2 separate regions of the Homo sapiens genome follow, and region 2 is linked to region 1. Evidence: chromatin contacts called from ENCODE Hi-C or POLR2A ChIA-PET data. All regions are on one chromosome and are shown on one strand. Each heading gives the region's core, a stretch centred on a gene start or an enhancer-like site at or near the end of the contact. The rest is flanking DNA. Distances are from core to core; before and after follow the strand shown. Region 1 holds the start of PIGP (phosphatidylinositol glycan anchor biosynthesis class P). Region 2 holds the start of CBR3 (carbonyl reductase 3).

Region 1 (4,910 bases), core at 685-3,184:
TTACAAAAGTGCTAACAATAACATCAGTAGCTAACACTTATTAAGTCCCTAACTGTTCCTAGGCATTATTTTACGTGCTTTACATAAATTACCCCCGTTAATCCTCACAACAGTCAGAAGAGGCAGCAGAGTGAAGTCAGCCAGTGTATTTGGGTTCAAATTTAGAAGGCTTTTATTTAGTAGCTTTGCAATCTTGAGCAAGTTACTGAAACCACAGGATGCTCATCTTTAAAGGACAGTAATAACAGAACCTACCCCATAGAACTGTTTCATGCGTCATAAGCATTTAATAACCATCATTATCACTACCCTTTTACAGATAAGGAACCTGAGGCTCAAAAAATTTGCTGAGGGTCCCAGCTCACATGGCTAATCTGTGGAGGAGTCAGAATTCGAACTCAGTTGTAACTTCTTCACTTCACTTCAGTTTTAATAGCCTGGCCATTACATTCATCTGCAAGCTGTGCTGATGGTGCAGGCTGATATATTTTAGTTAGGGTTCAGAAGTACTACCACTCCTCCACTTTCCTGGTTTCCAAACAGTTGCAGAACGTTGGATCACGGGCACTCAATTTTCTCCCTTTTGTGTGCCTCAAAATTCTCAAATCATTTTGGGGAGAGACTTGGGACTTGCTGTGTGAGTGGGCATATTAGTGTCTTAGTGAGCATCAGTCTCCTTATCTGTAAAATGGAATGTTATGGGGTTAAATTAAGGGAGATCCAGGACGCAAACGACACACCTTTCAACCCGACTTCTCTGGCCTACTTCTCCTGTTCCCCAGATCCCGCAGGGCACACTGGTGACATCACAAGCTCCTCGGGTCCAAACCCTCTCACGCCCTCATTCAAGGCCTTTCCACTTCTTCCCTCCCTCTTACTCTTTCCTAATCAGCATCAGTGCCAGGGGGAAAGGCCTCTGTAGAAAGCCTTGACTTTCCAGTCTGGTTTCAATGTCTCTCCACCGTGCTCCCTGACACTCATCACACTGAGCATTAACTGTAGATTTACCCATCTGTCTCCTCCACAAGACCACGACCTCCTTAAGGGCAGGGACCAGGCTTTATCCACTTTGCCATCGCGTCTGGTGCTGTATAAATATTTGTAGAGACTAAAACCTCCTAGGCTAGTGCTGGCACACGGAACACTCAGCAAACACGAGATCCCTTCAGATTTTCTTAAAAAGAGACATAGGGAGAAAGAATCAACAGTTCATGTGTGCACAGTCTAACCAATGTATTCTTCCCTTGTCACTGAACGCCAGAAAAAGCCCCTGGCCATCCATCAGGAAAGTACTTACTGAAGCCAAATTGGGAGCTTAAGAAAAGAACAAAGCCATAAATCGCTCTTTCTGGCAATGGCGACGGTGAATTTTCCACCATTTTTCCTGGGGCTTTAGACAATCTGTGGAAAAGGAACACAATCAGCGTCAGCGATGTGCTCCGTGGCACCATTGATCCATTCTCGCCTCCTCGCTCCGCCGCGGGTACGGCCCCCGCCGCGCAGAACCGCCTCCCGCGCCTCCGTCCGCAACCCGCGCCCCCGCCTCGAGCGCATACAGACACCCAGGCTGGCGCGCGCCCCGCAACAGAAGGGGTGGCGGAGGATAGGGCAGGGAGGGGGGTTCTGGGGCGATAGACGCGCGCTCCAGCTCTGCAAGCGTGGCCTCCCTGTGGGAGGGGAGGGCAGGGAACAAGGCTCGCGCGGCGCCCACCAGCATGCGGGCCTACTAGGTCGCGGCGCCCAGGCCCCGGGCCCTGCCCATTCGTGGAGACTTCTATTTCTCATTCGAGGCGGGGTATGGGGGGGCCCTCGACCTCGGGTCCTTCATACGCCCACCCAGGCCCCTCCCGACACCTCGGCCACCTCAGCGCTGAGTTCTCCGCGCAAGCGCCGACTGGGGAGCCGCAGTGGGGAAGAGGAAAACCTGAGGGAAAGGCCTAGGCGCGACGGCAACCCCCACCCTGGCGCAGGCGCACAACGACCCTCCCCGGGTGGGAGCCAGCGAGCGCGGGGGCGGGCGTGATCCCGCGGCTCGCGACGGCGAAGGAGGGGGCGGTGGGGTGCGACTGCGCACGCGCGCTGCCAGCCCACGTGACGCACCTCGCTTCAACGCCGCCACCCGCTCCCTCCCGCCGTCGGCTGACGTGGAGGGCCGGAGGTGGCGGCGGCGGCGGCGGCGGCTGCTGCTGCTGCTGCCCGCGTCCGAGGCTCGCGGGCGGCGGGCCCGGGTGAGTGCACACCCGGCGCGCTGCCGGGCTCCCGGATGTGTCACCTTGTCCCGCTGCAGCCGAGATGCCGGGGGAGCGGGGCCTTCCACACCCCCTCCGTGGGTGTGTGGTGAGTGTGGGTGTGTGCGCGTCTCCTCGCGTCCCTCGCTGAGGTGCCTACTGTGTCTGCATGGGTTGGGTCCCGCGCGATGAGGGGGTGTGGCCGCCATTGCCTACCCCAGTGGGTTTGCCCCCTTGGTCTGGTGCCCCTTCGCGAGCGAGGCCCTGGGATGCCGGTGCGAGGGTGTGAGTAGTCCCTTTGTGCGCAACCCCCCGCTGCCCGTGCCTCGGCCGGTGCGTGGCTGACACCTCCGCTGGGTGGAGGCGCTCGCGTGTCGCCTCGTCGCCCCTTTTGTGTCGGTGTCCGCGCTCCCTGGCGGCTGCGTGGGCGCTCTCGGCCTTGCAGGTGGCCCCCCTTTGTGTTACTGCCCCTGTCTGTGGGCTGCGCGTCCCCTAGCGCGCGTGGCCGCGCCTTCTGCAATTGCGACCCCCGCCTAGAGCCTTGCTCGCGCAAGTGTGCGTCCTTGCGTGTCTCCGAGTGACGCAGAGTGTCTGCGCATGGGTCCTGTTGAGTGCGTGATCTCTTGTGTGCGGATTTAATTCTGTCGAGTGGGTATCTCTTGTGTGCAGGTTTCGTTGGTGAGCGTGAACGTTCGTGCACACCCCTTGCTGTGTGTGCGTGTCACGACTCTGTTGCCACCTGTTTTCGTGTGAACTGGCAGTCCAGTCCAGGGCCTGTCCCCACGGAACGGACCCAGGAGGGGGGTAACCTCGCCGCTCCCCTCGCCCCCGCGCCTCTTTCTGAGCATTCTCTCCCACAGACGCTAATGGGAAGGGGGGTGGACAGGATCGAGTCTGGCCAGCTGCTCCGCAGTGTTGACGCTGCCAGTGTGGCCTCTTCAGCCAGCCTGTTCAGGAGACAGAATAGGGGGATCAAAGATAAAAAATGAAGCCGAGACGTAGGTGAATTTGGGCTGGTACCAGTGCGCCGTGCCTTTTCCAGTGGCGCCCTGGACGCCAAAACCCCCTCAGTTGCAGAGACCTTTCAAAATATATGCACTCTCCTACTGGGCGATGCGGTCCTTAGGCGTTCTTGATGATATTTAATGGTTTATAGAGTATTTTATGGCATTCACCTAAATCTCTTTCCATTTTGCCCAAGATCCTGGCGAGGGAAACAAGGTAGAAATTTTACAGATTTTACTCCTCCGGAGAGAGCCTTTTCCTTATAACTACGACTCTAGTTAGGACATTTTTTGTTGCAAGAAATTTGCGATTTATCCTAAGGAAAATGGGATATAGTATAAGGATACCTAGGGTAAGAAACTTCAAACCCCTTAGAGACCCAGCTACTGCTCCGATTGCTCAAGGTTTCGTGCTCTGCGCTCAAGGGCTGCGTTTTGGTGTCTTTGTTCTGCCCAATTTTCTTATTGTCTAATTTTCCTTTTTTTCTTTTAATTTTTGGAATATTTCAGATATCAAATACAGAGGGGGAGCTAACCAATCCATGATTCAGATTTTACAGACGTGATTATTTAATCTTTTGCCAAATTTACTTCAGATACTCTTTTTTTTTAAAGAAATAAAATTGCTCTCAGTTCCTTCCCCTCCTTTTCTAGAGATAGCCACTGCGTTGAGGTTTGTGTATATCTTTACTTTGCATATTTTATACTTTGATCAAGGTGAATCCATACACAATATATATTATTGTTTGTTTTTAAACTTTAATGGCATTAAAATATACATGCCTTTTTGCAACTTGCTTTTTTTTTTTTTGCTCAGCATCATATTTTGAGGTTTATATATGAACAAATTGAATGATTGTGTTATCTTTGGTTCATTCATTTTAATTGCTGGTATAGAATTGCGTTGTATGAATATACCATATTTATTTATACATTCCCCTGTTGATAGACTTTGAACTTGTTTCAGTTTTTGACTCTTAAAAACAGTCCTGCAATAAATATCTTTGTACTTGTCTGCTTGTGCACACATTTGGAAGTTTCTGTAGGAAGTACACCTAAGTAGTAGATTTGCCGGATTGTAGGCTATGTGCGTCTTCAATTTAACCAAGTATCACAGAAGCTCTCGAAGTGGTTGTACCAATTTTCACTGTCACTGGTGTTGAGTGAGAACACAATTTCCTCACAACCCTGCTAACACTTTATGTTATGAGACTTTACATTTTTGCCATCTCTTTACTGACCAGCTTCCTTATGACTTTTGGTTGCTGCTAAATTTGCTTGTAGCCACCTTGGCTTCTCTTGTAGCCCTGTGTCAGCCTATGGATTTATCTCTTATAGCTAATTGGCTTAGTCTTTATCTCCTTTGGTTCTCATAAGATTAATTCCAATGAACATTTGTTGTATACCTAATGTATGTCAGATCCTATGATTGATGTATAGATAGAATTTCCATGATATGTTAAATATGTACCTCTTTAGTGGCAGGTGAGGTGATTTAATTAAAAGTATTTTTTTTCTTATGATGAATGTTTAAAAAATTTTTCTTTTCCTCTCCATTTTATTGTAGTATTTGATAAATTCAAAATATATGTAAAACATATGCAAGCTGTATAGCAGAACAATAAAATGAACACCTATGAATTCACCACTCAATCCAATAATCAAAATGACCAGTATT
Region 2 (4,910 bases), core at 2,411-4,910, 940 kb before region 1:
CTGTCCGGGCTCCCAGCCTAGCCTTTACCACGATACTGGTCCTGGTTTGGGGGGATTCTGAAACCTCAAACTAATAGAACTTTCTTCTCTTTTTTTCTAGTAGGTGTAGTCCTTCCTTAATTTCAACTCATTAAAAAATGCTTTATAGTTTAGGGCAGTGGAAGGAAGGCTGGCATCAAAATATTTTGATCAAAAAAGATGACAATGTAAAGGCTCAGTTATGGCAGACAGTTTTTTGAAAGTAACTTGTAAAGCATTTACCATATCCTAAATTTGCACTCTTTGCAGACTTGTGCACATATATTCCGCTTTCAGAATAGTTTTGCAAATTGTACACAAACAAACAAAAAGGTGGAAGCTTTTTAATAAAGAAATTGCATTTATAAATGATCTGTATTAGAATATAATAAATCTCCAGTTATAGTCAATTACTACCCATGTTGTACAACAGATACCTTCTATTTTAGTTGCTAATAAAGGGCTACACAACTCAAAATAAATAAATAAATAAATAATTTAAAAAATAAATAAAAATAAACTGAATGAAATTGAAAACATATCAATGTGAGATGCCACTAAAGTCATACTAAAAGGGAATTTACACCACTTACTGCCTACATTAGAAAAGAAGTCTCAAATCAATGCAAATCAATGACTTCTGCCTTTACAGTAAGAAACCAGAAAAAGAGCAAATAAAATCCAGTAAGCAGAAGAAAGGAAACAAAGATCAGAACAGAAATTAATATAATCAGGAAAAGAGAGAGAGAGAGAATCATTGTAACCAGAAGTTTGAGGAAAATCAAATCAATTGGTAAACCTCTAGCCAGACAGATCAGAAAAAAACACGAAAGACACAAACCAGTCTCAGAAATGACAGGTAGCATCATTACCAACATTAAAAGGATAAGGGCATGTTAAAAGGATAAGGGTATCAATAGAATCAACACCTTAGATGAAATATATAAAAAATTTGAGCTCTTTCTCAGTGACCAGGGCCTGTGCTTAGGCATAGACGGGCAAGTGGAGCCAACATGCCAGCGGCCCAGAGCTGGGTTTGTTGCCAAACTTATGTGACCCTGCAGAGACCCTTCGAGAAACCTCATCTCGACCAAAAGCTAAAGCTGATTGGTGAGTATGGGCTCCAGAACAAATGTGAGGTCTGGAGGGTCAAATTTACCCTGGTCAAGATCCATAAGGCCGCCCGGGAGCTGCTGACGCTTGATGAGAAGGACCCACGGCGTCTGTTCGAAGGCATTGCCCTGCTGCAGTGGCTGGTCCGCACTGGGGTGCTGGATGAGGGCAAGATGAAGCTGGATTACATCCTGGGCCTGAAGATCAATGATTTCTTAGAGATTCCTACAGACCCAGGTCTTCAAGCTTGGCTTGGCTAAGTCCATCCGCCACGCTCATGTGCTGATTCAACAGTGTCATATCCGTGTCCGTGAGCAGGTGGTAAATATCCTGTTCTTCACTGTCCGCCTGGATTCCCAGAAGCACATTGACTTCTCCCTCTGCTTCCCTATTGGGGTGGCCAACCCCAGCCACGTGAAGAGGAAGAATGCCAGCAAGGGCCAGGGTGGGGCTGGAGCCAGAGATGACGAGGAGGAGGAATAAGCCTGCTTGTCCCCTCCTGGGCTGGTGGATTGTCTAGTTTTCCTGCCAAATGATAAAACAGGATCAATGCTTTATTTAAAAAAATAAAATTATGAAAAACAGAAATTAAGGTCACTCAAGAAGAACTAGGCCAGGCACGGTGACACAAGCCTGTAATACCAGCACTTTGAGAGGCCAAGGAGGGAGAATCGATGTAGCCCAGGAGTTCAACCAGTCTGAGCAACACAGTGAGACTCCCATCTCTAAAAACAAATAAAAATAAAATAAAATAAAAAATTATCCAGGCAGGCCGGGTGTGGTGGCTCACGCCTGTAATCCCAGCACTTTGGGAGGCCAAGGCGGGTGGATCACGAGGTCAGGAGTTCGAGACCAGCCTGGCCAACATGGTGAAACCCTGTATCTACTAAAAATACAAAAATTAGCTGGGTGTAGTGGCAGCGCCTGTAATCCCAGCTACTCAGGAGCCTGAGGCAGGAGAATCGTTGGAACCCAGGATTCGGAGGTTGCAGTGAGCCAAGATCGTGCCACTGCACTCCAGCCTGGGTGACAGAGCAAAACTCCGTCTCAAAAAAAAAAAAAAAAAAAAAATTATCCAGGCATGACTGTGGCACACTTGTAGTCCCAGCTACTAGGGAGGCTAAAGGGGAGGATCACCTGAGCTCAGGAGACTGACGCTACAGTGAGCCACGACTGCAGCACTGCACTCCAGCCTGGGCGACAGAGAAGACCCTATTAAAAAAAAAAAAAAAAAAAAAAAAAACAGAAATAGAAAGCCTAAATAGCCCCATATCCTTAAAACAAGGTTCCAAATGATCTTTTTTTTTTTTTTTGAAAAGTCTCACTCTGTTGCACAGGTTGGAGTGCAGTGGTGCAATCTCGGTTTACTGCAACCTCCGCCTCCCGGGTTCAAGCAGTTCTCCTGCCTCAGCCTCCTAAGTAGCTGGGATTACAGGCACGTGCCACCACACCCAGGTAATTTTTGTATTTTTAGTAGAGATGGGGGTTTCACCATGTTGGTCAGGCTGGTCTTGAACTCCTGACCGCGTAATCCACCCGCCTCAGCCTCCCAAAGTGCTGGGATTACAGGTGTGAGCCACCGCGCCCGGACCAAATGATCTTTAGGAGAAAAAAGAAGGAAATACTGGGGGAGGCACAGTAGGAGATCACAGCAGGGGCCCACCTCCGGAACCTCAAGTAAGGACTTGAGAGAGAAGGTAGAGTCAGAGTAACAGAGACACAGGCGGGTTAGCCAGCTCTGCATGGAAAAGGCTGAGTCGTGATGATGTCATGGTTCTCCCCAAATCTCAAAGTCACTGATCAAACAACTCAGTTTACACTGAAGACGATGGATGAGACTCTAATTTTGTGCCCACAGCTTGACACACCTTTGGGAATTTGGTTTAACTTTCTTTGCCGGTACACAGATCTGTGAGAACATATGATCAATCCAGATCTTTATAGATCTATATCCTCCCTGGACAAACCTAAATGCAGACACTTTTAGCACCCGTAGGAGTTAGGTAGGATTAAATAAAAACATTCCCTCCCACTTGGGGGCACATTCACTGGGAATCCCAGAGCGATGTCGCCTGCCCACACCTGCTAAGTGCGCTCACAGGGCATCTAGTTCCCTCTCTTGAGTTCCTTTTAAGCAAGCAAGGCAACCTATGTCCAGAGAAGCAGTTACTGTGTCTAAGTAAGTCACTGCATCTTAGGAAAAAGCAAACATTCGCATTTTGCAGTGCATGATGGGCGCACACCCAAGAAAATTACTCAGCACTTGTTTTTCTCACTTTGGGGTTTTCCCAAAATAATTTCTTCAGTCCAGTTGCCAAGAATCTGGAGCCCCCGACTGACCCATCAAGGTCCGATTTGGCTTCGGACACCTCGCAGATCACCCCGCGGCTCAGAGCCCGGATCCTGAAGGGCGCAGCGTGGGCAGGGGGCGGGCCCGGGAGTTGGAACAGAGGGCACAGACGGCCCCTCCTCGGAGGGGAGGGACCGGAGCCGGGGCCTTTTTCTTTAAGACTCGCAGCACTGGATCCCAGAACTTAGTCTGCGCGGCGGCATTGACACTAGCTGGGCTCCTCGGGGCGCGCCCCAGGTGGTCCGAAGCCCGGTCCGCCCTCCACGCAGGTGCCCCGCGCTCCCCGCTCAGCCATGTCGTCCTGCAGCCGCGTGGCGCTGGTGACCGGGGCCAACAGGGGCATCGGCTTGGCCATCGCGCGCGAACTGTGCCGACAGTTCTCTGGGGATGTGGTGCTCACCGCGCGGGACGTGGCGCGGGGCCAGGCGGCCGTGCAGCAGCTGCAGGCGGAGGGCCTGAGCCCGCGCTTCCACCAACTGGACATCGACGACTTGCAGAGCATCCGCGCCCTGCGCGACTTCCTGCGCAAGGAGTACGGGGGGCTCAACGTACTGGTCAACAACGCGGCCGTCGCCTTCAAGAGTAGGTGCAGGGCTTGGGTTGGGGCCCCCTGGAGCGCTCCGAGGGTGCGGAGGTGGCCAGCCGCAGGCTCCCCACCCGTCCACTTGAGTGACCGAGGAGGGTGGCGCCGACCCCTAGGGATGCGCTCAGCCCACGCCTCCCGCGAGGCGGTTTTCGCTTTCCGTGATTCGCTGAGCCCCAGGCGGGCCCGGGCGACAAACAGCGCGCCCCGCCCGCCGGCCTGTGAGGGCCTGTGCGCGGCCCGGGGCCCTCCCCGAACTGTCAGCCGCTGTTGTGTGCAGGAAAACTGGCCTCCTGGGAGGGGGCAACGCCCTGCTAGAGTTCATCAGCTTTCCTTCCAACGCGAGAAACATTTTCTCTGCAAAGAAACGGTCTCCGCTCGCTTTGGGCTTTCGCTTTCCTTGAAAGGGCGCATTCATAGATGCCCGGAGGCATTTGCTCGGGAAAGGAAATGAATCGCTAAAACAGGATTAGCGCGCGCTTGCCCTTGGTGGACTTGACAATTTGTGTAATGCAGAGCTTTGATAGGCTCTGGCAAAAAGGAAGCGAGCCTTCTCGTTCCCCCACCCCCGCCCGGGGAGCTTATGTTTGTTATAAAATACGTGCGTGTGGTCTTAAAAGCATCTTCCTTAAGGAGAGGGGCGGGGATCAAGAGATTGCTTATTCTAACTACTACTGAAGAAAATTACAGGAGGGCGCAGTGGCTCACGCCTGTAATGCCAGCACTTTGGGAGGCCGAGGCAGGAGAAACGCTTGAACCTGGGAGGCAGTGAGCCGAGATCGCGCCACTGCACTCCAGACTGGGAGACAGAGCGAGACTCCGTATGAAAAAAAAAAAAAAGTTACT

The links. A loop is a pair of places that touch in the nucleus more often than their neighbours do. ChIA-PET counts read pairs that join two places held with the same protein, here RNA polymerase II (POLR2A). Pooled maps may share reads with other maps.
Region 2: a loop to region 1 is called in a pooled map, with 4 times the contacts of the local background. The contact joins the promoter of CBR3 here to the promoter of PIGP in region 1. A Hi-C loop is called at or near these places in 6 of 50 pooled maps. POLR2A ChIA-PET finds 5 or more read pairs at or near these places in 3 of 52 experiments (H1, SK-N-SH and activated CD8-positive, alpha-beta memory T cell).

Annotation. Positions count from the first base shown.
Region 1 is chr21:37,071,137-37,076,046 of GRCh38, forward strand. PIGP (phosphatidylinositol glycan anchor biosynthesis class P) reads right to left here and starts at 1,935. Exons shown (of 5, transcript NM_153682.3): 1 at 1,864-1,935; 2 at 1,298-1,401. The coding sequence starts at 1,379. TTC3 (tetratricopeptide repeat domain 3) reads left to right here and starts at 2,118. Exons shown (of 46, transcript NM_001330683.2): 1 at 2,118-2,337. RefSeq lists silencers at 1,406-1,685, 1,926-2,245, 2,466-2,525 and an enhancer at 1,833-2,127.
Region 2 is chr21:36,131,419-36,136,328 of GRCh38, forward strand. It overlaps CBR3 (carbonyl reductase 3), which reads left to right and starts at 3,661. Exons shown (of 3, transcript NM_001236.4): 1 at 3,661-4,063. The coding sequence starts at 3,775. CBR3-AS1 (CBR3 antisense RNA 1) reads right to left here. Exons shown (of 3, transcript NR_038893.1): 3 at 349-1,656. It also overlaps the pseudogene MEMO1P1 and the pseudogene RPS9P1. RefSeq lists enhancers at 3,016-3,823, 3,824-4,630, 4,466-4,635 and silencers at 3,646-3,715, 4,146-4,315.